2 separate regions of the Homo sapiens genome follow, and region 2 is linked to region 1. A link is an interaction called in ENCODE POLR2A ChIA-PET data of the cell type or tissue named here. Cell type or tissue: CD4-positive, alpha-beta T cell. All regions are shown on one strand. Links, peaks and the distances in the headings refer to the core of each region. The heading gives the core; the rest is flanking DNA.

Evidence for each region. Peaks named below come from ENCODE experiments on the same cell type or tissue, not always from the same donor. Only the 100,000 strongest peaks of a DNase experiment are listed, where the experiment ranks them.
Region 2: POLR2A ChIA-PET joins it to region 1 with 6 read pairs; 3 of 35 experiments call an interaction of 5 or more read pairs at or near these places.

Annotation. Positions count from the first base shown.
Region 1 is chr6:107,711,753-107,714,554 of GRCh38, reverse strand. The region is part of intron 6 of SCML4 (Scm polycomb group protein like 4); the gene reads left to right. Among named protein-coding and RNA genes, the nearest start is that of SCML4, 110 kb to the left of the region's middle. RefSeq lists a silencer at 1,046-1,155. In CD4-positive, alpha-beta T cell, for the core only: no CTCF peak of the experiment used is centred there; DNase peaks (open chromatin) are centred at 1,134, 1,447 and 1,714; H3K4me3 peaks cover 304 bases.
Region 2 is chr6:107,865,544-107,868,345 of GRCh38, reverse strand. SEC63 (SEC63 protein translocation regulator) reads left to right here. Exons shown (of 21, transcript NM_007214.5): 21 at 1-590. Among named protein-coding and RNA genes, the nearest start is that of SCML4, 43 kb to the right of the region's middle. In CD4-positive, alpha-beta T cell, for the core only: a CTCF peak has its summit at 1,174 (motif pointing right); a DNase peak (open chromatin) is centred at 1,195.

The DNA.
Region 1 (2,802 bases), core at 185-2,684:
CCAGGGAGACAAATGTCAACAAATTATTACACTAATTTCATTACAATTGTGATGATTGCTGTCAGGGAGAAGTGTGGATGCTGTGGGAGAATCAGATGGGGAGGGAGTGGCTGAGCCTACCCTTCGGAGTCTGGAAAGGCTTCCCAGAGAAGGGGCAGTGGAGCTGGCTGGAATAAGCAGGAGGAAAGACAACCAGGGAGGGTCAGTAGGGAGGAGGGATGGCTGGAGGCTTCCCAGCAGAGGTAACAGTGCTTGCTAGGAGGTCACAGTGTCTTCTGGTGGCCAAGAAGGAATCTCGCTCAGCTCAGCTTGACTTCAAGCCCATGGTCTCTCCTTGTTTCTAGAGACATGCTCTCTCCTCACACAGGCAGGCCAGCTGGTCTCAAATAATTGAAAAGAAAAATCTGATTAAACTCTAAGGATTGAGTGGGCTCTCTTCCCTCTCATCTCTCTCACCACATGGCATCTTGAAAACTCTGGATAGAGTGAGTGATGCTTGCCTATAATCCCAGCTACTCGGGAGGCTGAGGCAGGAGAATCACTTGAACCTGGGAGGCGGAGGTTGCAGTGAGCCGAGATCACCCCACTGCACTCCAGCCTGGGCAACAGATAGAAATAATGAAAAACAGCACTGTTTCAAGCCATGTGATTTTGCCATAATCGTGGGCTAATCTGGGCATGTCACACATTTGATATGGCATTGTATCTAGAAAGGATGCATCTAGTGGGAGCAGGTCACTTGGAGATGCTGAGAACAGATCTCCCTCCCCTTCCCCTTGCCAGCCCCGGTCCTCCCAACCCAGTTCCAGGTGCCAGAAACCAAGAGGGCCTGGGCAGCTCACAGGCAGCCTGAGGACACAGGGGTCCCTGTCGGAGACAATGACCTTCCTGTCTTTAAGATTCTTATGGTCAGGCTCCAGCCCTGAGACACATTCTCTTGATTCTTAAAATATTCTTAAGAAGCAGCAAATAATATTCACAATTTATAGATGAAGACAATGAGGTCCGTAGAGAATGATCAGAGCCCAGGAGGGACGGGAAGCCTGGCTGTGGCTGCACTCGGTGTGTTTTGCATGTGGACACACTGATGCAGCCTTCAGCTGTGGGAGGAAGTGACTCCCTTAGTGGGAACAGCCTGAGGTGGGAGGGGTTACACAGTGTCATAAGGGGCTGGCAGGGGCTTAGAGATCAAGCCCTTTTATTTTACAACAGAGAAGCAGAGAGTCGATCACATGGCTGGTGGGTGGCAGGGGTTTCTGACTCCCAGCTCACTGCTAATTCCGCTCCTCCACATGACTCTGTTGTTAGCTAAAGAGTTTCTCCTGAATTATGAATGAGTGAAAGGAAATTATGTACGTATGGATGTGCTCATGGGCATGTGTAAGGCAGAGGGAGATTCACAGAGAGTGTGCAAGTACCTGTGCTGTGAGAATCAGGATTGCTTTGAAACACTGACTCATAGTCATCCTAGCTCTGGTAAATGTGAGTTCAGCTTTAGAAACAAGCATATTTAATCCATTCATAACTAGGTTTCACTTTTCACATGCCTCTGGCAGGGAATGACAAGACCAAGCACGATGTCCTCATTGGAGAACTCTGCCTGCTCACAAAGGTGTCTGGCCAGTGCTTCTTGGCATGCTCTGTCTGCTTAGGAGCAAGACTTTTCCACATCCATCATGTCTTACTGTTGATCTATCACATCTGCCTGCTGCAGCTGCACCAGGCTCCACCCATCTGTCTTCCTGACACCTTCGCTGCAGCTGGAGAGGGAGTGGCTAGTGTATTTATTATTTTTGTGAGCACAGACCACTGTGAGGCTCTGCAAACCTGCCACTGGAAAGCTCCATTTTTCTTCCTTTCTAAAGCGAATCTATGTGCTTTGGATCAGGAGCAGCTCCCGAGGTGTGACTTAGGCTGCCTGCTGCCCTCTGTCTTGTATGACTAAAAGGCCCCCTAAGAAACACGCCCGAGCCAGGCCCCTGCTGCCTCTGCTCCATCCTGGAAAAGTGAAAAGTGCCCACAGCAAGCCCTAGGTACCAGGAACAGAGCCCACTTTGCCATCTCAGTTATCTCTTTCCCTCCACAGCAATCGTCCTGAGAGCCTCCTCCTTAAAGACAAACCAGCCACCTGGCTCAGCCCTTCAACACTGTAGTTGAAGGGAAAGTGTTTCCCTGACCTAGCTCAAAGGACTCTAGGTTCCTGTGAATGATGCTGTTAATTGGTCTGGGTTTTCCCCCCTTCCTGTCAAATGCAGGAAATTAGATTTGACCTCTGCTCTGATCACTCTAAAATTATTCTTGGCACTAAAGACTTCCAGCCTTTGTAATCAGAGCATCTATTTTCACCCTGATTAACGCCAATGTTCTGATGGGGCAGGATCCAAAGGCAATGTGATTTCCGTGATTCCTCGTCCCCATGTTGAGTGCAGATGTCTTTAAATGGAGTGAAATCATCTTTAATAAGTGTGGATCGGCATTCAGATGGCTCCAGGGTGCATTAACAGATTCCCAGAAAAATGCCCCGTGCCAAACCACCTTATGGGACCCTTCCAGGTCCCACAAGGAAGAGGCAGGGAAGATCTCAAAGTCAATCCAATTCTCAGCCAAACCATTATGTGTTTAGGACAGACGCAGAAATGTGATGCTGTATTCTCCTCAGTGCTAATGGAGCAGCATGCACGTCTCAGGCACATTAAAAGGAGGAAGGAGACAGAGACAGCAGAAAGCCACTGTGCCCCGAGATCTAAAGAAGGGAAATAAAGTGAAGGCTTCTCAACTTCTAACTAGAATTCTTCTGTAGGA
Region 2 (2,802 bases), core at 89-2,588, 150 kb before region 1:
CAGCCTCCCAAAGTGCTGGCATTACAGGCATGAGCCACTGCGCCCAGCCTGTTGGGTTTTTTTGGAAAAAAAACAAAAACAACAAATCATCATCCTTTCCTTTAAAATGTTTTTTTTTTTTTAAGAAACAATTTTCCCACAAACGGTCTGATTTAACTCCATGAAATCCTCTATTTAGACTGCCTTAAAGTGAAATAACTGTTGGTGAACCATAACATTTTGCCAGCTGTGTAGTGATTAGTCCAAATATGTCTCAAGAAGTTAGCACCAAGCATTCTCATCCATTTAAACTTGATGCTAGGGCTATTTTGCAAAACTTAAAAAGATGCGATCTTGTACATATTTCTGTAACCTGAGCTGAAAACCCAAATAACAATCATTGACATACTTTAGGGCTATTGTTTCAGGTGGGGGTGTATACATCCCAGGGGCGTGGAGATGATCAATCCATTGAGGAAGTATTAAGATGATTATTTGTATTTAATCTCATCCTTTTAAATTTCTATTTTTGTGTGTTTTATAATGTACATAATATATTGTACAATTGTACACTTCTATTATTTATAAATAAACATTTATTGGTGCATTAATTTTTTTTTTTCTGATTTGGGTCCATGATCAAAACATTTGGGCACCACTGCTTTGTGGTATTGATAGGGTGACATTTGACACTCACCACCTGAGATCACAGAGTGATATACTCTGGAGTTGGTGGGTTGGCATTCACTGTGTGCAGCCCTACTGTAGCTGCCAAGAGCAAAGTGAGACTTTTATGAGATAGAGCTGAGTAGGTCTGGAGGTGGGATTGATAGGCAAGGGGAGGGTTCTGCACAACGGTTGTCTGTGGAGTGCAGGTGGTGCAGGTATGGAGCAGCAGTGCTGGGGACGACTTGCTGGGACTTTGAGCAAATCACAGCCTGTTGCTGGTCCTGGCAATCAGTGACTGCTGCAAATGGAAGGTGAGTGTGGGAAGGACTGGCCACTCTGTTCAGCACGAGGTTGTTTAGCGTTAACCTATCAGCCTGGGTACACAAAGGGAGCTGTAGCCCTCATACCTTACCCGAAACACCTGAGGTTTACACTTTAACATCTGGATAATAGCAGCAATGGACTTCAGTGTGAACAGATTCCATTAAGAGTTAACTTCAAGCTATTTCTCTGTATTTTCCAGCCTCGTTCCAGTAGAGGGCGATAGGGCTGTAATTTTCTTTAACAAAGAATGGTGTGTTTCGTTTCAGACTAAAAGCCACGATTAAAGAAATGCTTTGTAATTTATTTGTATCTGCACCTTCTGGGATTTCCTCCCTCTCTTTTGATCTTTTATGTTTCCCCCTAACCTTTTTCTTCTTTACATGTGTCCTTTGTTATTTATTTATTATTTTTTTAGAGGCAGGGTCGTGCTCTATCGCTCAGGCTGGAGTACAGTGGTGCAATCATAGCTCACTGCAGCCTCAACTCCTGGGATCAAGTGATTCTCCTATGTCAGCCCCCTCCGAAGTAGCTGGGACCACGGGCACTAACCTGGCTCATTGTATTTATTTATTTAGAGACAGGGGTCTTGCTATGTTGCCCAGGCTGGCCTCGAACTCCTAACTTCAACCCTTGGCCACCCAAAGTATTGGCACTATAGGCATGAACCACCGCACCTGGCTGTGTGTCCTTTAACCCATTAAATTTACTGTCTAGAAACATTAAGTCCCTTTGCAACCAACTCCAAAAGACAATCCATATGTATTCATTGTGCTGGAATTCCAAATTGCATTTGTTTGCTTGAGAGAGGTGGACAATCAAATAGGACATGGTAATTCCTTAACTCTACAAAATCTAACCTGTTTGCCTGATAGGTGTCAACTATTAAGAGTCCAGAGTTTTTACATGCAAGCTAACAAGTTAACCTGCCAGTGTCATGGATGCCGACAAAACACAGAAGACTCCAAAGACACAGGCACAGCAGGTGGCATGAGCTTCATGTTCCCCATCTGTTCCTGTTGTCTTCCAAGTTCCCACGGAGGCGATGTGGAGTGGCCAGGCAGATGCTGTTCATATCACAGCTGAGGAACTCCAAGCTTGGGAGACCTAACCCTGTCAAGCCTGCAAGCAACCCTGTCTTGATCTTATCCTGGACAGCAAACAAACTCACCCTCTTTCTGGGAGGGAGACACTGCCTTCCAAGGCTGTTTGCCATACAGACACCCTTGAAAAGATAGTCTAGAACAAAAGCCTGTGTGCCTTTGATCACAGGTGTGCAGAGACATGAGAGACTCATGGAAAACTGTCTCTCAACAGCTGGAATTCAATACATATAGGACCTGTATTTACAAAGAGATATTATAGAACACTGATTTTCAAAGGGAATGAGGTCTATTTTGTGAAAACTAGGACCACTTAGGCAGTTTCCTTGAGAATAATATACATTTAAACTCCTTGGAAATGTTTTATTGTCAAAGATAGTTTTATTGTCAAAGATAGTTTTATGTTGCAACTGAAGATAATTTACTTACCCGTGCACCAACTAAAAAATATCCAGAATTTTCTAAGTTGAATCCAGTCCATTGTGACAGTGCAAAACAGGGTATCTACAAGAAGGAACACTATACCTATTCTACATGGTAACCATAAGAGATTTTGATTATCGCTTTCTGCACTCCTTCCCCAAACCTTCCACCCCTCCCCACAAAATACAAAACCCATACCCTTCCTTTCTGGACAAACTGAACATTTTCCTCCAAGGAAGTCTGGTTCCTTGTAGAATAGTTGCCATTTCTTTAGTGTTCTTTTTCCAATATGCTGCCCAAACTTAGG